Linked DNA regions of Mus musculus: regions 1 and 2 are each linked to region 3. The links are chromatin loops, found by intact Hi-C in ENCODE. Cell type or tissue: left cerebral cortex. All regions are shown on one strand. Region 1 overlaps Itgbl1 (integrin, beta-like 1). Region 2 overlaps Nalcn (sodium leak channel, non-selective). Region 3 overlaps Fgf14 (fibroblast growth factor 14).

The links. Peaks named below come from ENCODE experiments on the same cell type or tissue, not always from the same donor. Only the 100,000 strongest peaks of a DNase experiment are listed, where the experiment ranks them.
Region 1: a loop joins it to region 3, with 8 times the contacts of the local background. A loop is called at or near these places in 6 of 42 quality-filtered maps.
Region 2: a loop joins it to region 3, with 8 times the contacts of the local background. A loop is called at or near these places in 6 of 42 quality-filtered maps.

The regions. Positions count from the first base shown.
Region 1 is chr14:123,746,867-123,754,866 of GRCm38, reverse strand. All of the region lies in intron 2 of Itgbl1 (integrin, beta-like 1), which reads right to left. Among named protein-coding and RNA genes, the nearest start is that of Itgbl1, 91 kb to the right of the region's middle. In left cerebral cortex, a CTCF peak has its summit at 3,652 (motif pointing left); no DNase peak of the experiment used is centred here.
Region 2 is chr14:123,367,950-123,375,949 of GRCm38, reverse strand. Nalcn (sodium leak channel, non-selective) reads left to right here. Exons shown (of 44, transcript NM_177393.4): 16 at 4,336-4,472; 17 at 5,871-6,012. Among named protein-coding and RNA genes, the nearest start is that of AA536875, 200 kb to the right of the region's middle. In left cerebral cortex, a CTCF peak has its summit at 4,236 (motif pointing left); DNase peaks (open chromatin) are centred at 1,958, 4,213, 4,602 and 4,810.
Region 3 is chr14:124,188,027-124,196,026 of GRCm38, reverse strand. The region is part of intron 1 of Fgf14 (fibroblast growth factor 14); the gene reads left to right. Among named protein-coding and RNA genes, the nearest start is that of 1700024B18Rik, 200 kb to the right of the region's middle. In left cerebral cortex, CTCF peaks have their summits at 22 (motif pointing right) and 3,593 (motif pointing right); DNase peaks (open chromatin) are centred at 21, 3,085, 3,634 and 3,833; H3K4me3 peaks cover 1,730 bases; H3K27ac peaks cover 1,144 bases.

The DNA of each region.
Region 1 (8,000 bases), 440 kb after region 3:
TTCAAGACCAAAGGCATGACTTGAACGCCAGGGCCAAGAAGTGGGAGTGGGTGGGTAGAGGAGTGGGGGGGGGGTATAGGGGACTTTTGGGATAGCATTGGAAATGTAAATGAAGAAAATACCTAATTAAAAAAATTTTAAAATATTGAAAAAGGTAAAAAAATAAAAAATAAAAAAATAAATGCAAAGTGAATGTGAAGAGTTTTCAACAAACAAGACCAAACATCAATTTTGCAGATCTACATCCTCTGTCAAAGATCTGTTCCTAAATGCTAAAGTCACACTAATATCTCAGAACAGCAACTATGTATCCACATATTTCCCAAGAGTAGAAAAAATGAAAGACAGGACAATGTTCAGGGTAAAGATCATTTCAGGTCAGGTCAGCAGAGGGGCAGAGCTATATGAAGTGCCCCAGCATTGAACCCATGTGTTGATTAGCAAGCTTGGCTGACATAAAACACAGGGACCCGAGAAAGAGCCTTCTCCAGTCTCTGCCTGAACCCAAAATATTAGACTCTACAATTTCTTGAAACTTGTAATATCAGGGAAAGTAATCCTTTCAATATTAGAGCATATAACTAACTAGTAACCATTCTGTACAAACACATAATACCTTGCACACAGATAGACATTCATACATTACTAATGTCAAATGCCAAATGTAGGATTAGAGTGTCATTTTTAAATGTTCGTTCTTATGACAACTCTTGATCTTGGTTCACTCTTTAAGCTTAGTCACTTGGTAAGCCTAAAAAAAAAACTAGTGATGACTGGTTGAAACCAGCCATTCATATTTAATTAGCTTGGGATGCAGCCATTTCTCTTAGACTTAAAGATCACAAGCAGATGAGTGTCATGTGTGTGTGTGTGTTTGTGTGTGTGTGTGTGTGTATCATTGCACGTGCATGCACACACACACACACAGAGAGAGAGACAGAGAGAGACAGAGAGAGACAGAGAGAGACAGAGAGACAGAGAGACAGAGAGAGAGAGGAAATGACTTGCATCCACAAGGGAAGATTTCTAACTATCCTGAATGGCTCTAGGAACATGTGCTTATTGGATACATACCCTCTCTCTACTACTGTTTCTTTGCACTGGGACTTTCAGTTTTTGGACTTTTAATTGCTTCATAATTACCCAGTATTGCCAGGGCAAGAAAGGGGCAAGTGTAGGTTGCTAAATTCTAAAGTAGTCTTCTCACACCCCGAATGAGTGAGAAGAAAAATCACATTTCTCCTAGGTGACCAAGGAAGCACAATATAACCTCTGCTGAAAGAATATTGGCCATGGAAGCCTTTGCAAATAAACCTTAAGAGATTATTTTGAGCCAAAGCACATTTTCTGCCAATTCAATTTCACATAATGTGGGTAGTAGCACATCTCCTCTCTAAATGGCAAACACATACAATTGGAACAATGTCTAAACATCCTGAATTTCAAAGTTGACCCAGAAACCTTGAGATCATATGTCACTCAGCATGAAATAGTTAGGAAATATCAATGAAAATATTTTAGAGTGTTAATCCTAGGTTATATAAGCTTTAAAATAGTATGAAAATCACCGAATATTTCTCCAAATGAAATCTACCTACTCTAAAACCAGTTTGATCTTAAAAACGTCTTTTTTTTAATTTATTTTTTTTAATTATGTGTGTGTGTGTCTGTGTGTATGCACAGAGGCCAGAAAAAGGTGTCAGATCTGTAGTTACAAAGGGTTATGAGTATGCATGTTTACTCTGGGAACCCAACTCTGGTATTCTATAAAATTAGCTATAACTTCATCCCCAGATAAGAAGCATAAAAATAAAAGGCAACTTGTGATGTAGTATATATCATATTACTAGCAGTATTATTGTTTTTTAATCATTTATGCTGCTGTGCATGTTTTTAACTCAACATGAGGCATTGTCTTTAAAAGTACTTAGTTGATAAGTGAAATGTTTTTTATTTCCTTTGAGGATAAGTGAAATGTTTTTTATTTCCTTTTTTCACATAAAAATCCCAGTGAATCACAGGGACAGGTGACTAGGTCTGTTCCCAGGTGTCTATGGATGAACAAATGCTATCTGAGTACAAAACACAACTGCGCAGTATGATGATTTTTAAATCCATGTTTCCATCAAATATGGCAAATTAAAACAAAGGACTGGAGTGCTTCTCAATCACTACTGTCTCATGAACAGAAAGCAACACTGGGCTAGAAGAGGATTTGAAATGGAGGAAGCCTGCAGGAAAACACCATATGAAAACCCAATTTAAAACAGAATTCAAATAGTGCTTCAAAATTATTTCCATGAACACGAGATGCATGGGATCTGCTCTAATGGCATTTTCTTTCTCTAAAGAAAAGCACAATCAATAATTCTCAGACTAGAAGAACATAACGGATAAAAAGGAGAACAGATTGTTTTATTTTCTCCAATAATACAATATTTCAATCTTACAGTCAAGAAGGCAACATCTTGGTGTGGGTGTATAATTAAAGGGACCTCCATGTTGTTACTCTTCTTGATGAACATTTAAGTGCAGAAATAATAATGTATTTTAGTGGGGGAAGGCAATTTGAAAAGGCAGAGCAGCTATCTTCAATTAATTGCAGTGGTAACTGAATACGGCTTACAGCACATCTCAGAGTCAATCTGATCACTCACTTGAGTAGATTCACGTGGATTTTAAATGTTCCTAAAAAAAAAAAAATCTTGTTTTCAAAGTTTGATCTGAAAAAATGCATTTTTTCCCCTTGTTGTGATGCCTAATCTAGGATCCCACTACAGGTTTCTGGGTTGCCAAGGTTAGTCAGAATGTATCCATTCAAAAGACAAATGGCAGGTGCAGTTTCTGCTTCTAGAGTTTTCCTTGTAACTGAGACTGCATTAACTTAGCAGTGCAGAAACAGTGAGAAGATCCACAGAAACAAAATCACTGTTGATCCCTGTGTAGTTATTAGTTTGTGGCATCACACCTCTTGTGATGACCAATGTGCCCACACAAGAACGCTTGACACTCTTTTTTTGGTTTTTTTTTTTTTTTTGGTTTTTTAGAGACAGGGTTTCTCTGTATAGCCCTGGCTGTCCTGGAACTCACTTTGTAGACCAGGCTGGCCTTGAACTCAGAAATCCGCCTGCCTTTGCCACCCAAGTGCTGGGATTAAAGGCGTGAGCTATTCTATGATGTTCTGAGCCATACCTCCTTGCTCCCAAATAGGCTTTGAATTGGGAAAGCATCAAGCATCAATAATGACAGACAGATTCCCCCTACACTTTACGCTGATTGAAAAATAAATACAACTACATTACTCTAACCATAATCAGTTCTATTTCATGCCATTCACTTATACACTAGAATGTAGATGCAGTCTCACGTTTATGTACATAAGTAGTTAAAGTAGGGAGTAAGCAATCATTAAGTATAGTAACTATAGAGCTTGCAAAAACTAAGATAAAATTCAACCACATAATTTAATTACTTTGTTCTAAGTTTGCATGCTAAAAGCATTTTTGCATAAGGGCAGAATGGTTTTAGGAAATAACACCCCCCCCAGCCCAAATAAGCTCTAGTACTAATTACAATACTTCTTATTCTATGGTGAACTTTCTATTAGCAGTACTTGTAGTTTGATTCATAGATGGAAGGGTTATGAGAGCCCTCTGGTGGTCAATATTAAAGTGCTTTTTTTTCTTTTTCCAATTTTTATTAGGTATTTTCTTCATTTACATTTCAAATACTATCCCAAAAGTCCCCTATACCCTCCCCTGCTCTGCTCCCCTACCCACCCACCTCACTTCTTGGCCCTGGCGTTCCTCTGTACTGGAGCATATAAAGTTTGCAATACCAAGGGGCCTCTCTTTCCATTGATGGCCGACTAGGCCATCTTCTGCTACATATGCAGCTAGAGACACGAGTTCTGGAGGTACTGATCATTTCATATTGTTGTTCCACCTATAGTGTTGCAGACCCCTTCACCTCCTTAGGTACATTCTCTAGCTCCTCCATTAGGAGCCCTGTGTTTAGTATAGACCAAATTTCCCTAACCTGAGGACCTCGTAGCCCAGGAGGTGAAAAGAATGGATGTCCGTGGAGCAGAGAGTGATATATATATACTTACTTATGTATTTGATATTTATATATCATACCTCATTCTTCCATTTCTCAGGAAATTTACTCAATGGTTCGGTTAGGAACAAAATAATCTAAATTCATATATAAAATAAGATGTTAAAAGATAGCAAGAGAGTTAAAATTTACATATTAAATGGCATGGGTAGGTTTTAACAAGAGCAAGGAGATAAAAGTGGAACTTTCACAGTAATTGTAGTGTTAGCTACTAATCAATGCAATTGTTTTTATTTGCATCATATATATATTTTTTTTTGACAGAGGTTCACTGAGGTGTCCTGTCCAGCCTGGAACTCACAGAGATCTGCCTGCCTCTGCCTCTGCCTCTGCCTCTGCCTCTGCCTCTGCCTCTGCTCCAACACCCAAGTGCTAGGATTAAATCTGTGCTCCATCATAAGTTTTGAATATTGTTAATATCTCTCAAATGAGGGGAACATGGGCAAATATAATCAAACTACATTATATACATGTGTGACAACATCATAATAAATCCATTATTTGTTTGATTAATATACAAAAAATAAAATAAAATAGATAATAATTTAAAAGATAATGTAATCCATGACACAAAGCAACATGAAAAGAAGACAAAAGTCCTTAGAAAACAAATTAACTCTTAAAATGATTTTTAAAAATAAAAATATAATAATTAAATGTGCTTCCTTAAGGAACACCTTGCTGACCTGGGAAGCTTCCTGCACTTTCAGAAGTGATTATTCTCCATGGGAGATATTTATATGGCATGGGTTATTGAGTCACAGCACATTTTTGCTAGAATTTTCTTCATTTACATTTCAAATGCTATCCCCAAAGTTCCCTATACCCTCCCCCGGCCATGCTCCCCAACCCACCCACAAGAGAGAGCTATATCAGGATCCTTTCAGCATAATCTTGCTGGCATCTGCAATAGTATCTGCCTTTGGTGGCTGATTATGGGATGGGCCCCCAAGTGGGGGAATCTCTGAATGGTCCATCCTTTCGTCTTAGCTCCAAACTTTGTCTCTGTAACTCCTTCCAAGAGTCTTTTGTCTCCTATTCTAGGGAGGAATGAAGTATCCATGGGTTGGTCTTCCTTCTTCTTGATTTTCTTGTGTTTTGTAAATTGTATCTTGGATATTCTAAGTTTCTGAGCTAATATCCACTTATCATAGCAAGTGACTTCTTTTGAGATTAGGTTACCTCACTCAGGATGATATTGTCCAGAATTGCCTAAGAATTTCATGAATTCATTATTTTTAATAGCTGAGTAGTACTCCATTGTGTAGATGTACCACATTTTCTGTATCCATTCCTCTGTTGAGGGACACCTGGGTTCTTTCCAGCTTCTGGCTATTATAAATAAGGTTGCTATGAACATAGTGGAGCATGTGTCCTTCTTACCAGTTGGAACATCTTCTGGGTATATGTGCAGAAGAGGAATTGCTGGATTCCGGTAGTACTGTGTCCAATTTTCTGAGGAACTGCCAGACTGATTTCCAGAGTGGTTGTACAAGCTTGCAGTCCCACCAGCAAAGGAGGAGTGTTCCTCTTTCTCCACATCCTCGCCAGCATCTGCTGTCACCTGAATTTTTGATCCTAGCCGTTCTGGCTGGTGTGAGGTGGAATCTCAGGGTTGTTTTGATTTGCATTTCCCTGATGATTAAGGATGTTGAACATTTTTTCAGGTGCTTCTCGGCCCTTCTGTATTCCTCAGTTGAGAATTCTTTGTTCAGAGAGGTAGATCAGTGGAATAGAATTGAAGACCCAGAAATGAACCCACACACCTATGGTTACTTGATCTTTGACAAGGGAGCTAAAACCATCCAGTGTGTGTGTGGGGGGGGGGGGGGTAACAGCATTTTCAACAAATGGTGCTGGCACAACTGGCAGTTATCATGTAGAAGAATGCGAATTGATCCATTCCTATCTCCTTGTACTAAGGTCAAATCTAAGTGGATCAAAGAACTCCACATAAAACCACAGACACTGAAATTTATAGAGGAGAAAGTGGGGAAAAGCCTCGAAGATATGGGCACAGGGGGGAAATTCCTAAACAGAACAGCAATTGCTTGTGCTGTAAGGTCAAGAATCTACAAATGGGACCTCATAAAATTGCAAAGCTTCTATAAGGTAAAAGATACTGTCAATAAGACAAAAAGGCCACCAACAGATTGGGAAAGGATTTTTACCAAACCTAAATCTGATAGGGGACTAGTATCCAATATATACAAAGAGCTCAACAAGCTGAACTCCAGAAATTCAAATAACCACATTATAAAATCAGGTGGGATTAGTTCTTAAACTGTGAATGAGCACAAAGGCCACTCCCAGGAAATGAGGGAGGGGTCAAATACTTTGTTTTGAGCACAGAAAAATTTTAGGCTCTTGGCCAATGGACCTCTTCTCTACTCTTCTTTAGGACACATTGCTACTCATATATGAGGACCTGCCTTCAAACAGATCTTTGTTCCAGGGCATCAAACAGACTCCTACATCTGTGTTGTCTCTCAAAAACTTGAATTCTGAATATATTACATGAGAACAGAGAGGAAAGATTGTTGAGTAGTTCCTGTACCTGGGTGTGTCGATGGCTTAGTGTTCTGCCCGCTTATGTGTCAGGAAATACTTTTGTTTGTGCTGGTAAAATTGTTTTGTGTAAGACTTCTTTCATCAAAGCTCTTGCATTGTTTTACTTAATACATATTTAATAAATAATTATGATATCACAGATAGTGTATGGAAGGGAATCAATGGGTAAAAACAAACAGGAATTTAGTAAAGCTTCCCAGACTGTAAAATGAGGTGAAGTGTAATGAACTGTAAAGGAGAAGCTGCTGAGTTAGGTGGGTGCGCAACCATTTGAGACATAAGATAGATGCTCCAGGAACTTATTTAGAATATGCATATAGAGCACAAGAATGCTATAAGCCTATCAAGTCATTTTTGTGCATGCCAAAATTTGAGGATATTATTTCCTGGTTTTAAAGTAATAATGTCGATGAAATTATATCAAGCATTTCTTATAAGTTTCTTATAATTTGTAAAAAACAATATATCTTAAAAGTAGAAATGATAGTCTCTTTAAATTGTTTTTATTTAATCAAAATTAGCAGGCAGAGTATAATTAGAATCCCTCTGCCTTTATAATTCTCTTGTAAGTCTAAATCTTTTAATATGGCCATTCATAATTATACTTCAAATTAATGAAGAACCATTGACCCTGTGAAATCAAGTTCTCATATTGACCTACAGTAATGAGTTCTTAATAAGGATATATTACTCATGTCTGTAGTCATTATTTTCGGCTAATAATATTTCTAGGTTAAGTGATGTTGGAAAACATCTTACATATAAAAAAATAGTTCTGATCTCAAAGCACAGTGTATTAATGAGTAGTGTAGAAATAATTGGTTTTTTTCTGCCACAACTAAGAAAGATACATAAAAGCACACATTACACATATACACCTATATAATATTTATAATATTATATAAATATAGGATTCATTTTTCCAGTGTGAATTTAATCACATGAAATTAATGCCTTAACTTGGAACTATTTCCCATTATTAGTTATTACATTGTGTGGTGAGATTTAAAGTTCTTCTAAAATTTAACAAACACTCTGTTTTCATGTGATGACATATATAGAGACAAAATGACTTACAACTTAATCATTCCACCATATGTGTTATCTTTGGATTATATGAGGAGATGGTTGGTTGTATATAAGCTTCATGGTTACATTCATTGCTGGACTGAAGATGTTCCAAATGTCAGTATCTGTTAAAATTCTGTTAAATGTCATCATTAAAAGTGCTGTGACTCCACCAGTCAGAATGGCTAAGATCAAAAATTCAGGTGACAGCAGATGCTGGCAAGGATGTGGAGAAAGAGGAA
Region 2 (8,000 bases), 820 kb after region 3:
ACCCCAGATGACCAGGTCCATTTCCTATCTTGTTCCTTTTTTCTTTTTCTTGTGTTTTTTGTCTTGGTCAGGCTTGTGCTCTGGGGATGGCAGAATGATAAAAGTTATAATGGTGATAAAATAGGAGTTATATGACTTTGTTTAAATGTATCAACTGTCCACTTTTAAGTGGACTGAAATAAACATAGGGTAAGACCATTTGCTGATGTTTACAAACATAATACACCCAAACTAAACATACCAAGACAACTTCATGTTAGAAACCTGTCTCACCATTGTTTTCAACCTGCCCCTGGAACACTGATCTCACTGGAAATTAGCAATATAGATTAATGTTGTCTATTTGTGGACCTTACAAGCTTGTCTTCCAATATATGTTCTTTTGTTATGTCTGATTTCCTGCCCTCAATATTGCAGTATAAAATCTGACTACATTTTTATTAGGCTGCACCTCATGCATTTCAAGTGTCTAAATAGACCACAGTTTGTTTTTCTGTTCTATTGATAGGCATTTGGGTGGGCTGTAGTCTGGATGCACAAATGTCATTGCCATAGAGATGAAGGCATGGCTGTGGTATACACACTCCTTCCACAACAGGCCCATGGAGGTGTATAGGAAAAGAAGGAACTCATGGAACTTCTGGAAAGGGGCTGTTCCTGCTCATAGGAGGCAACTCGATGTCCTCTTTTCGAGCTGCCACTCCCTCTGTTCTCTCCTGACCCAACTGTATATCTGAGCATCCCTGGTTCTCACCATTCAAAAGGAAGATTTTCAATAACACAGAGAACCTTCTGAGTTATTCAGAAGAGCTTTGCTCTTTGTAGTGTTGTGGTTCAATGACCAACTCCTGCTGAGCTTCAATTTGTTCCTGACCATATTCTATTTTCACTCTCTGGGAGGTGCTATGAAAGGAAATTTAAAAGTGGAATCCTGCCCTGAAGGAGCTTAAGTGCTCTTGGGAATATTAATATACCCTAATGCAAATTAGAATTCTACAAGATCCATTTTAAAAACGTGAAAGCAAGGAGATTTTACAAAATAGTATTAGTCTACTGTATTGATCACTGTATTCTAGGGCTTGGTTAGCTTTAATTTGATATATTACCATCATGCCCTTGACAAACATGGTCCAAACATTCATCAGCTTTTCAGTGACAAACATCATGATCAGCTAAATGCTGCAAGAATCTAATTTCATTCCATTTTGCAAATGGAGAGTTCTTACATGCTACCTAAAAAAAAAATTAGCTGCCCAATTAACACATAGATACTGTCTATACTTCTGTTCACTCTACCAGGCTTTCTTTTGTTTCTACAAAATCTGTGACGGAATCTCTCTCTATCACCCACTTAGTGTCATTTATTTGGTAACAGTTTTTTTTTTCCTCTGACTTCATGTTAACTACTGTCCCAGGACACAGGATGAATGTGAAGAAACAAACCCCACCAGTTTCCCAGCCGCCCAGGCCTCATACTCTTGGAGAAAGTGCTTGACATATCTTATGTGAAACAAAATTCCTTACAATGATAATGTGAATGGTGCATTTAACAATTTTCCCCCAAACCTACTGAGCTTCAGAACAAGACATTCCTGGAATATTGGGCTTTTGCAGAAATAAACGGCTAATCATTCTGGATGAGGTGTGTCAGGGATCATCTGATGTTTACATTCCTTATTGGAGAAATGGAGGGAGATTCAGAACAAACACTGAGAAGAAGGCATTTGACATTCAAATAAGGTTGGAAGAACGAGCCACAACACTACAGAGAATCACAGGAAGTCAAGATGTAGTGAGCCCTCAGCGCTCACAGGAAGCCTTGATTCAGAAATTAATTCATTGACGCTGGAGGGGTTCATGGCTTCTGATTCACAGAGCTACCAGTCTTTTGATAACTGCTGCAGCAGCCTAGAAAACTGTTAAAACATGTACTAGATTGAACATCAAGAAACTGAAGATTTCTCACTGCCTCGATCCATATGAACAGCCACATTCTATGTCCCAGCTCAACATCATGTGAGCTCCTAAAAAAAGATCCTCTGAAAAACTATGCGAGAACCTAAAATCCCAAGAACAAGTAGAAGTTCATGAAGTTTAAGGAAGTAGAGATGGGGCAACAGGATGCAGCAGGAATGAAGGGCTATGCTTGTGGGGGTCTCAAGAGGATGTGATGTGGACACCCAGATAACTAAAGCTAGACAGGTGGAGAGAAAGGAAATGAGACTTTGAGTCCAAATGGAAGGTTTTGACCTCTTTATTTTATTTTTATTTTTTTGTATTGGAGTAACAACAGATAGGTTTTAAGATTGAGATTTTTGTAACCACAAAATGCAGGAATAGGTGATAAGGAGCTAACATGGAGGTAGAGAACCCTAACAGGGCTTGTGAAGGTCCAGTCAGGTTCTGGTGAGGATGAAAGGAGTCAACAGATGGAGATGGTTTTAGGGAGATCTCAGGATTCTCATTTTGATGAGATGCTCTGACTGACATACACTTTACCACTGTGTCTCACCCTAGCAGAAAACACAATTCAGTCCACATAGCTTAGACCCCGCCCCCAAGAAGTGGAGACAAGAATCACACACTGCAGCCTGGGAGGTCTGTCAGTGTGGGAGAAATAATACCATGGTTTATTTTTTTCTCATTTCTTGCCTTGGGTTCCCAAGCACTCTGGTCACATCTCTTTATCTTTCTTTATCTTTCTAGGTAATTGGTCACATTATCTTTCTAGGTAATTGTCTATTCAACTATCCAGTGGGTTGTGATATGAGCTGGGTCGGGGGGAAAGGCAGGCGCCCTTTGATTTTTATAGCCTCAGAATTTTGCACGGGATCTGGCTCCCTGGATTGGTTCTAGAAGTGACAGCACAAATATCTAAACAAATGAGTCAGTAAATGCAATTGAGCAAGCTCCTACCTACACTATCAATCTCATCCGTCTCTGGCCTGCTATCACGGATTGCCTTGCTCTCTGGTCGGTCTTAATAAGTCAGCAGCTTTTTCTTTCCTTCTGGCCCCTACTTACCACTCGCAAATTTTCACCAGTTGTGTATCAGTGGCCCATTAGAAGTCAGTTACTTCTTCATAAGCTTTCATTGATGTACAGAGTTACTTTTCAGATTACTCTCATGCCATGGAGATTTCTGTGCTCTTTGTTTTGTGACCTTGGATGCTAGAGCTTTACTATCATCATCATCATCATCATCATCATCATCATCATCATCATCATCATCATCATCATCATCTCACCCGTCCCTTCTGATTAGCAAAATTTTTCTGGGCTTCTACTGACTGATAATTTCCTGATCTAAACTTTGAAATTTGAAAGCTGCATATGTATCAAAAGATGGCCTAGTCGGCCATCACTGGAAAGAGAGGCCTATTGGACACGCAAACTTTATATGCCTCAGTACAGGGGAACGCCAGGGCCAAAAAGGGGGAGTGGGTGGGTAGGGGAGTGGGGGTGGGTGGGTATGGGTGACTTTTGGTATAGCATTGGAAATGTAAATGAGCTAAATACCTAATAAAAAATGGAAAAAAAAAAGAAAGGAAGGAAGGAAGGAAGGAAAGAAAGAAAGAAGGAAGGAAGGAAGGAAGGAAGGAAGGAAGGAAGGAAGGAAGGAAGGAAGGAAGGAAGGAAAGAAAGAAAGAAAGAAAGAAAGCCCACATTACACAAGAGGCTTTGATGCTCTCTTAACCCGTTTGGAGTTAGTAAGACCAGTGTTATAGTTTGGAGAGGGATAGGAAACAGGGAAGAAAGATTCACTGCAATACACAGAGTGGTTCGTCTTAAGAGGCAGTAAAGAGTGAAGAGAAGTCACAGGAAAAGCCAGCATTGGAAGGAGGAAGATAAGAAAGCATGGACTGGATTCAAGCCAGTTATTGATTCTTAGTTCCACGTCTGCCCCAGATAAACCTTGGCTTACAAGAAATCAAATTTGTGCAGATGTAAATACATCCCCTTCAGTTAGCTAAGGAGATAAGCAAGTCTGCCTGTGCATAAAATAAATCCAAATGTTTAATTGTAAGTAAAAGCTAAAGATGTTGTGTGTGGGGTGAAAGGAGACTTGTCATTGAGAGTACAACAACAACAACAACAACAAAAACCTTCCTTTGAATTTTATTTTAAATTGGTTTAGTTTGTTCTTAACTTTTGTCCTTCCCTGAACTCAGTTTTAGGACTCAGTGAACAATCTCTGGGACCGCTGGGTGATGTGCATGGTGGGTCTTTTCTTCCATCTAGCGGCGATATGTGTAATTACATGTTATTCTCCCAAGTCTGAAATTGTTCATTACAATGGGATTCAATTTTCTTCTCCCCCACCCCACCCTTTAGCTAAAGCAAAGTGAAGCGAACGCGGACACCAAAGAAAAACTCCCTTTGCGCTTGAGAATCTTCGAAAAATTTCCAAACAGACCGCAAATGGTGAAAATCTCAAAACTTCCTTCAGATTTTACAGTTCCTAAAATCAGGTATCAGATTGTTTCGTTGACTGTATCTCTTCACAACGTGGCTTACCATCTAAGTTAACCTCAGCCTTCTTTCAGACTGGCACGTGGGTAGGTTTGGGGTTGTGTTTGAAATTGTTATCTCCTGTTCTTCTCCCTGCCTTTGTGGTACAAAGCCTTTGAGTTCCATGAGTCATCCCTTCAGAGAAGAAGCAAGTGAGACACAAGCTTGTGTCCCCGCCTCCATCTGAAGACTTTTTGGTCATGAGACCTCCTAGGTATAGACAAGGTGGACTTTTCAGTCATTAGACCTCCTAGGCATAGACAAGGTGAACTTTGCTCAGAGGGAAAGAGGACAGACTTCGATGTGAGCACTTTATCTCTAAATACATCAGGCAGGCAGCTCTGGAAGGTGTCTTTGTTACAGCAGCATTGGCTTATATGGCCATCTGGTCACAGTGTAATCTGCCTCCCACTGGTTAAAAGAACCTTAACATTTACACCCACACTGATTCAGTTTGCACTAGCTTTGCCTTCCTGCTAAACAAATGCATTCTTAAGGTGCTTGGAACTTCCTGCTTTTAATAATTGGAGGAAAGTCTTCCAATGATAACTCAAAAGGCTCCAGGTACAATCATGAAATCATATAGACTTTTCCATTTTTTTAAAATTTATTCACTTATTTATCTTTAAACATCTTGGTGAGGGATTAGGGAAGGTTGAGATTAGGTGCAATGCCAAACACTTGAAACTCCAATAGAAAAAGAGGATCATGTCACTTAATGCCTGGAGAGAGTTCTGGACATTTTCATGGTTTTATCAACATCAGATATGTTGATGCAGATGGTGATGCTTACTGCATTACTGGGTGTACAATGCAATCTTATGGGGCCACCATTTGCATGCAGCCTATTGGTGACCAAATTGTAGCCAAGTTGCACATGACAGCATTTCTTTTTCTGATTTTAAGTTGCTTTCTTTGTTTACTTGCATTAATGTTATTTAAATTTTTCATATTTTGGTGATCAGATGAAGTCTTTTCCTTTTGAGTCTTTAAATGTAAAATTATCTCTCAAGGACTTTTATGATGAATAGAAGTTTGAAAAGATGAATTAATTCTTTCAAGTAGTAGGGAGAAAATAAAGTATCTCATTACCACGGTAGGATTCAAATCACACCATCAATTATTAGAAACCCTTGCTTTTAAGCTATTTCAGGGACATTATGTCTTTAAACAGGAGTTTGCAAGGATTCAGGAAGCTTTTTCCCTAAGTTAAATAATTTGATAATTAAATCCAACCATCGCCCTTGGTATGACACATCTTTATTTTTGTGATCTTCTGCACTGCTTCATTGTCTCTGAAATGCCACCTCCCATTCTACTTCCTGAGTAACCCTGATCTGTGTGCTTCATTCACAAAGGGAAAGCTTCATGAAGCAGTTCATTGACCGCCAGCAACAGGACACCTGCTGTCTCTTCAGAATCCTCCCCTCTACCTCTTCCTCATCATGTGACAACCCCAAGAAGCCCACAGCTGAAGACAACAAATACATTGATCAAAAAGTAAGAACCACTGTCTCCATCACCAAACCCCTCTAAAGCACATGTTAGAGAAAAATGTGGCACAATTATTTAGAGTCCTCAATTCCTAAGTCTGTAGGGAATAGAGAAGAAAATAATAAATAGATAGGTGTATGTGTATATATGTACATATTGTTTGTGATGTAATTCATATTTCTATTATGTTAAAAACTCGAATGCCAACTTGCTCCTGTCCAGGCTCTCCTGACCCTCCTCTACCCCACAGAGCTGATATGTATTGTGTCCTCTGTCTTAGTCATCTTGCCCTAGGTTATGTCAATGATTATTGCCTTTGTGCTATGTCTCTTCATTTTAAAGAACTTTCCCTCATTTATTTTCTCTTCACCATTCTCAGATCTCATTCCTCATTCTTGTAGAGAACACTCTGTTGCTAATGTCTTCTCTTTTTTTTTTCATTCATTTATTTTTTGTCAGTTGAAAATAATTAGGTTTGTATCTGGTTGGTTAGATTTCATTTTCTTTGGGGAAAGCCTGTGAGATGTTGTCTGCATTCTTGGGGCTCAAAAATTTTATTAGTATATACCTTCTCTGTCCTTTCTCATCAAAATTTCACCAACTGGGAAGGGAGATTTTTCAAAATAAGACACTTACACAAGGACATTCCACCTATGACTTGTTTAAGTGTGGCATATCCATTTTAGGACTGCCTTTCTCCCTGTCAATTACTGTCTCTACTTTTGTCCTTGGCATTAATATTTTGTTTTCCCCCTACCTGGTTTTTTTTTTTTTTGTGGTCACAAAATTGACTTTAGATGATACCATATTTGCTTTCATTTGTGTAGTGAGAGATTATGCCATATGTGTGGTACTTTTAACTTCTTTTAGTTGGTTCTTGATTTTGCTTGCTTGAAATAAGACCCTATGGTATCTATACTTCCCAGTCAGTACCATAAACAGGTAAAGAAACAACAGCCCAAGTAGACACAGGAAAAATGTTTGGAGAAACGGTAACCTAGTCCAGGACAGTCTGCAGTTACATTTTGCATTTCTAGAAAGCAGATTGGTTTTGTCTTAGTGTATTGAATTTGTTTCATTATGTTTCCAAACTTGACTATAAGCCAGAGGTGAAGTGGCCTTCTCCTCACCCTGACTATGCTAGGGTTATGACTACCTGCATCCAAGAGAAAGACAAAAAAAAAAAAAAAGCTGATGTCCCCCAAATACCCAGTGTGACAAAACCAGGACATACTTTCTAATCATTAGGAACACTTTCCCACAGAAAACTGCAAATCAACCTCTTCCTTAAAAGAGAATATGAAGTTTTCACAATTCCTGGGTAGGATGCCCATCATTTGTTGAGGAAAGGAAACAAGCATGTTGGCAGGTGTCAGGGAGGGGTGTAGCAGAGGGGAGTCTCTGTTTACCCAAGCTGCTCCACCATCTACTATTTAGTTTAGACTATCAGAGCTTAAAATGCTACTTCTTGTTTTCTTCATAACATTTTGTGAGTGTGGCTGCTCTTTAGCTTACCAGAGCCATTGAACCCTGGGTGCCATCCATATTATTTATCTTGGACCAAGATTTTGAAGGTGACAGTTATCCCCCAGCCTCTAGAGTTGATTAAGACCCATCTTGTCTGTTAAACAAGACCATTATAGATAGCCATGTGTTTCTCTTCATCTCATCTCCATCTGGTAGACCTTACACAGAAAAACTATAGTTGGGAGGGTTCTCTCATGATATTTATTCTAACCTGAGCTAAAGCTGCGAAGTAGAATGCATATCTACCTCCAGGTCTCATCAGCTGATCCTAGGAGTGAGCACTACCTGTGTTACCATGTGTCCTAATTTGTTTTCTGTTGCTGTGGTAAACACCATTACCGAAAACAAAGTGAGGAGTAAGGGGCTTATTTCATCTGATAGGTTATAATCCAGCAAGGAGGGTAGGAACTCAAGGCAGGAACTTCAACTGGGGAAGAAAACTGCTTACTGTCTTGTTCCCTCTGGAT
Region 3 (8,000 bases):
TTTTATCACAGCTTAAGACAGCAGATGGCTCTCTTGCGTTTTCTTTCACTTATCTCTATCTGTAAACAGCCTAGTAGCCTTTGGAAGAGGGAATAGGAAAATGCGAGGATTAAGCTAAAAGACCCCGATTGCCTAATACAACTCCCTTCTTCAGATTCTCCTGAAATACGAAGCCACATCGAATAGAATGGGCCTCTGGAGATTTGAGAAATTTCACTGTCAGAGAGACTTTCTACACACTTCATCAGGGATCCTAATAGAAAGATCGAGCAGGCAGGATGCTTCTCTGGTATCCAACAGTTGAAAGCTTCTGCCTCGAGGTGTGTTATTACAGTCAGTGGAAGTAGTGATGGTTAATTTCCTTTCCATTTAAGAAAAAGAGGGGGCAAAACATTGCCTTTACGGGAAGATATAGTCTAGGAGACCTTTACAAGATAGCCAGACAGCGCTTCTCTATTCTGGCTTCTTCAATGAAGTGTGGCTGGCCAGCGTCACTGTCCGCGGTGCTGAACCTCAAACAAGCGGGAACTTGAGGTGCAATAAATAATGGAGAGGGGGTGACATATGAAGCCCAAAGTCTGACTTACCTATAGTCAAAGATTGGGAAATATGACTGAAATACGAAACAAACAGGCAAACAAACAAACCAGTGAACACAGCTGTGATGACAAGGAGCTCAATCCGATTCGAGTTAATAGCATGATGTCTTGGCTGCTGGAGTTGTACTCAATTTAAAAGGTCATTTTACACTTTGCATCTCATCTCATTCTCCAGAAAAAAAAAAAAAAAAAACCACTACGAAACCTTTAGGTAAATCTGTTTGTTTTAATCATGTAGTCATTTAGAAATTCCAAACTAGAACTTTTCAAATATCCAAATGGATTCTTTGCAGTAATGACTCTTATTAAGGGTTGTTTGTTTGTTTGTTTGTTTGATTGATTGATTGATTGATTGATTGATTGATTGTTTTGAGACAGGGTTTCTCTGTGTACCCATGGCTGTCCTGGAACTCACTCTGAAGACCAGGCTGGCCTCGAATTCAGAAATCCTCCTGCCTCTGCCTTCCAAGTGCTGGGATTAAAGGCGTGCACTGTCTGGCTTATTAGGGTTCTTTACCCCTGTGATTTAGCAAAAGAACAGTCATACTTTTATCCATGTTTTATTAGGGTTGCTCATCTCTCTGTAAACAATCTTCTCTGTGAACCACGACACTGCTTCACAAACACACACTCAAAATACATTGGTGTTCCCCTTTTCTCAGTTTTCTCTTTAAACTCATGGGTGACAAAGCAGTACACATTTTAGACAAGGTAACTCTAAAATATTCCTCTTAGTAATTGTGGTGTTTGTAGATGTAACAGCCAAGTGATGGGAATAATCTTACAGGGCATACCTCTTAATATCAAAAACGATATTACCCTAAACCTAATAATACCTGCCCTGGATCCAAATTCACACACTACCATTTCAGCAGATGTTCTCCACATCTCTAGTAAGAAAGGAGATCTAAAGGAAGAGCAGTGAAAGAAAAAGAACTCCTTACAAGGGGAAGATATGGATCAGTTGTTGGGTGAAGAAGTTCAGCTTCCCTGGAATACATCGTAGGCTACACTTCCCTTATTTGCCTAGTCGTATCTTTGTAGTACTTTTTAACTATTATCCAAAACAAAGGAAATAGTACATTTTTGTTCAACACTGCTTCAGAGACTTCCTGTCTTCCTTATCCCACTTTCCAGTTCTCATCTAGTACTGGGAAAATATTTCTAAAACCCTGCCAATGATTGCCAAAGCATGCTATGTCTGTGTCCATATTGGATGGTGAGAAGTTTAGCTTTTGCCTTTCTTTCTCCTTGTCTTCCTGGGATGATAGACAAAATTGGGCAGGATGGTGGTGGTGGTGCATCTAGTGCTTGGATCAACTACAACCACTAAAGCATGAAGAGCTTTTCCTCAGTCTTCCTTTTCCCAGCTGTGTTCCCTTTCCTGAGAAAGAACACTGTTAGATCATAGGCAAAACACTGAAGGGACGAGATATAAAGTATTATCTTTGAATTTCAGATCCAGCTCAAGTGGCTTTGGTCTCTGGTGGTGCTTTTCCATCTAGGCAAACCAAAGAAAAGCAGAGTTCATGATGACATGCCCTTAGTTTGACTGTTTTTTGCTATCGCTGAGTGCTACGACAGACACCCTTTCTCCACACTGTGCTAATCTTTGTGCTAAGGCTTCCTCAGTATTCTCCCAGGCTCTTATCCTAATCCAGCTCTCTTGGTAGAACCTGTGTAGCCCCTGGCTGCTTCTCTTCCACCCTTTGGGAAATAGAACTGAAAGCTCTTTCCTCCACTCTATATTAGAACAAATTATCTATGTTCTTTCCCCTGGTTCTTCTTTTTGCTAAGTATTGATGGTTCAAAATGATAAACCTACCCTTCTTGGCAGCAGAAGAGAGTCCAACAAGTTTGGGTGACTAGGTGATAAGTGAAGGCACCTCCCTCCCCAGGACTAACTCTCCTCCCTCCTCCTCTGTGGTGTGGGGATGCTTTGGTGCTAGAGAGATTAATTAGAGAGCAGAAACCATCTCACCCCTCAGCTGCTGCTGAGAGTTTTCTGTGGACTCTAGAACCTTAAGCTGTGCCAGCCTCGGAAACATGCGAGTTTCATTTGAGCCAAAGTGGATGTATATTCCTTCAATTCTACCTCCTTAGTCTAGCATCTTGGCATCCCACCCCATGCAATTCATTTTACCTTTCTCTTTTTATTAGTATTTTAAAACATCACTGCATATACTTTGTGTGTGTGTGTGTGTGTGTGTGTGTGTGTGTGTGTGTGTGTGTAGACACATCGGATGGGGACCACATAGTTGGGAGGGGATAGTGGGGTGGGAATGGAGCGCTTTGATTACAGAGCTCAGGGGAGAAGATTGCTCTCTCCAGATGCTGATTTCCAAAGCACTTGACAATCACAGGCAGAAGCCAAGAGCGGACCGCTGTGGCCGCACCTGCCTGAGGGCAGCTTGAGCAGGGCACTGAGACCTGCCCATCGCGGCCAGGGACCCACAAATGCGCTGATACACTGTCGCGACCTGTCCTCCGCCCCTCCATCCTGTGCCCAGGAAGGAAGCCCACAGATCTGCCAACCTTTCACACGGGAGGCGGACAGGACAAGAAAGCTGAGCTGGTGGTGGTGGCGACCCTGAGAGGGCTCCAGCGATACGAGGTGACCGTCAGCCACAGCCCTCTGGACTCAGAAGCAGCTGCGACCTCCAGTTCCCTGTGCTGGCTCTGCTGTGTCCCGAGAGCATCTGCTTGCCTGGTCCAAGCTCAGTAGACTGGGCGATGGGTCCTAGTAGGGACTGACCACCCTCACCTCTGTCCCCAGCCCCTCCAGACCGCCCCTCCCTCTGCTTTCCTTAGGGCGAGCAGCTGTCTGCGCCGCCCCTTTCCTCTCCAGTGCCCCAGCTCCCCTTGCTTCTGTCCCTCCCTCACCGGGACCCATTCCCTGGGCCACCATGGCCGCGGCCATCGCCAGCGGCTTGATCCGTCAGAAACGGCAGGCGCGGGAGCAGCACTGGGACCGGCCCTCTGCCAGCAGGAGGCGGAGCAGCCCCAGCAAGAACCGCGGGCTTTGCAATGGCAACCTGGTGGATATCTTCTCTAAAGTGCGCATCTTCGGCCTCAAGAAGCGCAGGTTGCGGCGCCAAGGTCTGTGTGGGTCACAGTGGGGAGGTACGCCTCGGATGGGATGGCTGGCATTTCACTACCTGAATAGAACCGCTTCGGGCTTCCCTTGCTGCTTCATTCCTCGTGTTTCTGTCCACCCATCTCCAACCTTCTGATCTTCCTCCAGCGCGCCAGAGCGCCTTCCCGGTGTAGCTGTGAATCTGCTCCCAGGCAACCTGTAGCCAGCCACTGGGAACTCAGCCCGCCCAGAGCCCTCAAATTGGCTAGCTCCTAGCAGGCTCTTGCTTTCTGATTCTCCTGCGAGAGGAGCTCCAGAAAATCGGTTTGCACTCTTCTTCCAGACGTTAGGGCTCCCCAGAGAACAGTATTCGCTCTAGAATGCAGGATGAGGGTCTGCCTTCCGCAGTGCCTCGGGTCATGCATGTTGTCCCCCTAGTAAGATAGGAGATGTCAGGAATCTTGTGTGCCCCGCCTCACCTGGTAGCTTTAGTCTCTTGCAAACCCCATGGTTCATATCTCTTGATGAAAGGAACCCTCTGCTGGGACTATTGTAAAAGAAATGAGCAGCTGGGAGAGCATGAATTAAGGGGTTAGCTCAGTGGAGAGTTAATGGAAAGCTGGTTATCAAAGGGCTCTGATCCCTCCTGCTCACTGGCCTCTATGTCCTGTAGTCAAATCTTGGGTGAATACAGAGTTACCCTCGGAATGAATCTGACTGGGCCTGTTAGGGAAGAATGTATTCCTGTTTTGTCTGTTTTTAAATGATAAACTAGCAAATTATATGGAGCATGAACAGTTACTACACAGACATGACCAGCATAGAGCCCTTACTATGTGTGATATTACTATGATATTTTCAGAAAGAGTTAGTGCCCCTGATGACCTTCTGCTGCCTGTAAAATGTCAGTATTTACTCAGGAGACAGAGCCTAGCCAGATGCCCCCCTCTCCACACCCAGTTAGAAAGGGCAGCTGTTTTAGGGCATGTGGGACTGGGGCATTAGGAGGACAATACAGGGATGCTTGCTATATCTAACCAGGTGGGCAGGAAACAACATATTTACATTAATGGTTATCTGTGTTTGCCCAGCACAATGCATTCTCCCAGCCCAGCTGTGTTTGCTTTCAGTGTCCTGCTCCTTTAAAGACAAGGAAGAGACACTCTTGAAAAGCTTGGGTTTCTGTGTGCATTTGTATGTGTCCAAATCTTTTCCTATCTATGACAAAAAGTTTTGATGCCTTTTTAAAAATAATGCTAAATATGAAAAGGGTCGATAGCTAATTGTGGTAATGATGAATTTTAACTAACTTCCTGTTTGTTGCCATCAAGCTCAAAAGAACACAAGTAAGAAATGCTCTCATGCACATTTTAATGGAAATGCAATTGTGTATCTGTAACAGGAGAAACTTCCTTATAAAGGCAAAGGGGTAAGGAGATTTCAGAGCAGTGACAATTATGAAGAATAATTAACTTGTCGTTTGCACTTTATACAGGAACCTTATACAGGAAATCTTTAAGGTCAGTGTTCTGGTTACTGTCCATACCAGTATCCGTCACTACCATAGTGTCTGCTTCCTACTTTATCAGATAGATTATTCATTGGAACACAGCATTCACAGCAGTGAGTTGAACTTGCCATCTAGTTAAACTGCAATGGATATATTCTCTCCTGAATAAGATTATCTTAGTACAAACACAGCTGAACAGTGTTAAAGGTTACAATGTACATTCTTAAAATGTGCAACAATTAGATTATTTTATAAACACAGTGGATCTTTTGTGCTATATTGGGTGATGAGGGAGGGGTTACTTGACCTGTGATAAATTTCAAGATAATTTTTTCCAAGTCTAGAAAGATGTCTGGGCTCTCTAATAGTCAATTTTTCTATTTTTAATGTTTACACTTTCTTTAATATTCTTAAGTCTGAGCATACACACACACACTCCTCGATGGTCTGTAAGAAAATTACGTTTGGTACCATGTTGTCACCTTGTTTTTGCTGAGAGAGTGTAAGAAAAAATTTATACACAATATTTTCTTTTGTTCCTTTTTCATCACATAAAAAGCTTTTAAAATCTAATTTGCCAATAGGTAGACATAACCTTTTAAGTATGATAGTTTCATATATTCTTAATACTTGAAAATCAATAACCTGACAAAAGAGTATTGAAAGTTTATAGCGTGATTAGCCTTGCTACAGATCTTATAGACAACTAGGTTAATAACTAAGAGAGTCTCTTCCCCCATGGAGCTCACATACACAGGCTACAGAGTTGTTGCATAGAAGGAGAACAAATGGATGAGAAATATGTCCAGAGTTCTACAGACCTGTAGCGAAGAGGAGGAGACTGGAGAACTAGGGAAAAGATTAGCTGAGGAATGAGTTTAGTGAAGATGAGGGAGGATGATGCCCACATTGAGGACTGCCTGTTGGTGAGGGTGTAACGGCACAAGAGATGGTTAAAAAAAATGGAGTATACGTGCAAAAACCTGCTGGCAGGAAAAATCTTAGTTCACACAGAGAAAAAACAAACAAACAAAAATAGAGGTATAGCAACTCTTGAAGCACACCTTCAAGTATAATATGCATTGACTCTTTAAAACAAGACAAAACAATAGATCTAAATTTTGTGTCTTGGAGAAAGGGAATAAATATTTCTTAATCTCGGGGAATTGATTTTTCCCTCTTTAAAAAATTTTAGCTGGCTATATTAATACATACATGTAATAACAAAACTTGGTAGGTGGGGGCAAGGAAGATCAAGAGTTCAAGGCCAGCACTAAATGTGTGAAATCTCTCAAAGGAACAAAAAGCAAAAAACTAACACTCTATTAGATAGCAATTTCTGTATTGTCAAGTGGGTTAAACTAAAACCCCACCACCCAAAACCTCATTATATGCTCTGATTTGCCCCTGAGCCTTCTGCAGGATGGCTGTAGCATGATAGGTGCTATGATGATTCCACCTTCCCAGATTCCTCTACTTCTGCCTTCTCACTTCCTCTGACTTTAATCAAAAGTTAGCATCCTGCAAATTAGCCATATGAATGTGTTTCTTGCATGTATGTATGTTCACGTGTGTGTGTGTGTGTATTTGCGTATGAATCAGTGTGTGTGTGTGTGTGTGTGTGTGTGTGTGTGTGTGTGTGTGTCTGTGTTTGCATGGGTGCATGCTTTGCTCTGTGCCTGGAATGTTCTCTTCACTTCTATATTCGGATACAAGAATTAATCTTATTTCTGAAAGCTAGGAAAAGATGCCTTCTGAGAAGTCTTCACTAACTGCATCATATAAAAGTAGCCCTCAGTGGCATTTTGTAATTTCTTTTGTTGTGTATACCTGATAAAAATTATTTAGCACACATCTTTAGTCTATTGTGTTTAAGAAGAAAAGTTCATTTTCTTCAGCTTTCAAATCTTGATAGAGTTTCTGGGCCCTGGAGGGTGCTCATCTCTGCCATTTAGCTGGGGGGGTGGGGGGGGGAATTGGATGGCAACAGATCCACACTAAAGAACTGTCCCTCAGCCTCAATGTTCTCACTAAATCATACTAAAATAAAAATTCCTTTCAATTCTCCATGTTTTTCTACTTTCCCTTAACAACTGCATAAATGTAATTTGTTCTCTGGAAATGGGCCTGTAGATATCAAGGATACCAGTTACCTCATTTTAATACCTGCGTAATACATGGAGCACATTTAAAGTATATGCTAACTTTATATAAAGAAAGAGGAACACAGGAGACAGTTGGCAAATTGTTTTATTATTTGAAGTCTTTGCAGAAAATTTAAAACAGAAGATGAAGGTAATGATCTTATCCTAAAAGCATTACACTTCTGCTATTACATGTTAAAATAACATGCAGCATAACAAGAAAGAGCATGTCTGTTTGTAGAATAGTAGCCTTTCAAAAACTCTCTGAGGCCTGTGTAATTGTCTCTTGCAAGTTAATATTTTATTTGCACTTTTACCTGGGATCACTGGAGCCATTGAAGTATGCACTGTTTGTGTTTAGGCAGTAGGTACAGGTTCGCTAACAACACATCTTGCCTAAAATAAATTGCAGGGTAGCCTAAAATTTTAGAAATGAAAAATGTACTTCTTAAATCATGTTTTCAAGTTAATCTGTGTTCTAAAATGCAGAAAATGCATGTGTATCTGTAGAGACAAAACAGCTGTCCTCAAGTGGTAGTGAAAAAGCTCCATCTCCTAAGAAATGAGAAGAGCCTTCCCTCTTACAGAGCACAGTGTAAAAGAAAACTAGCCTCTCAAGAAGTGATCAACACAGACAAAAACATAGGACCTACAGGTTGATGCTGCAACCA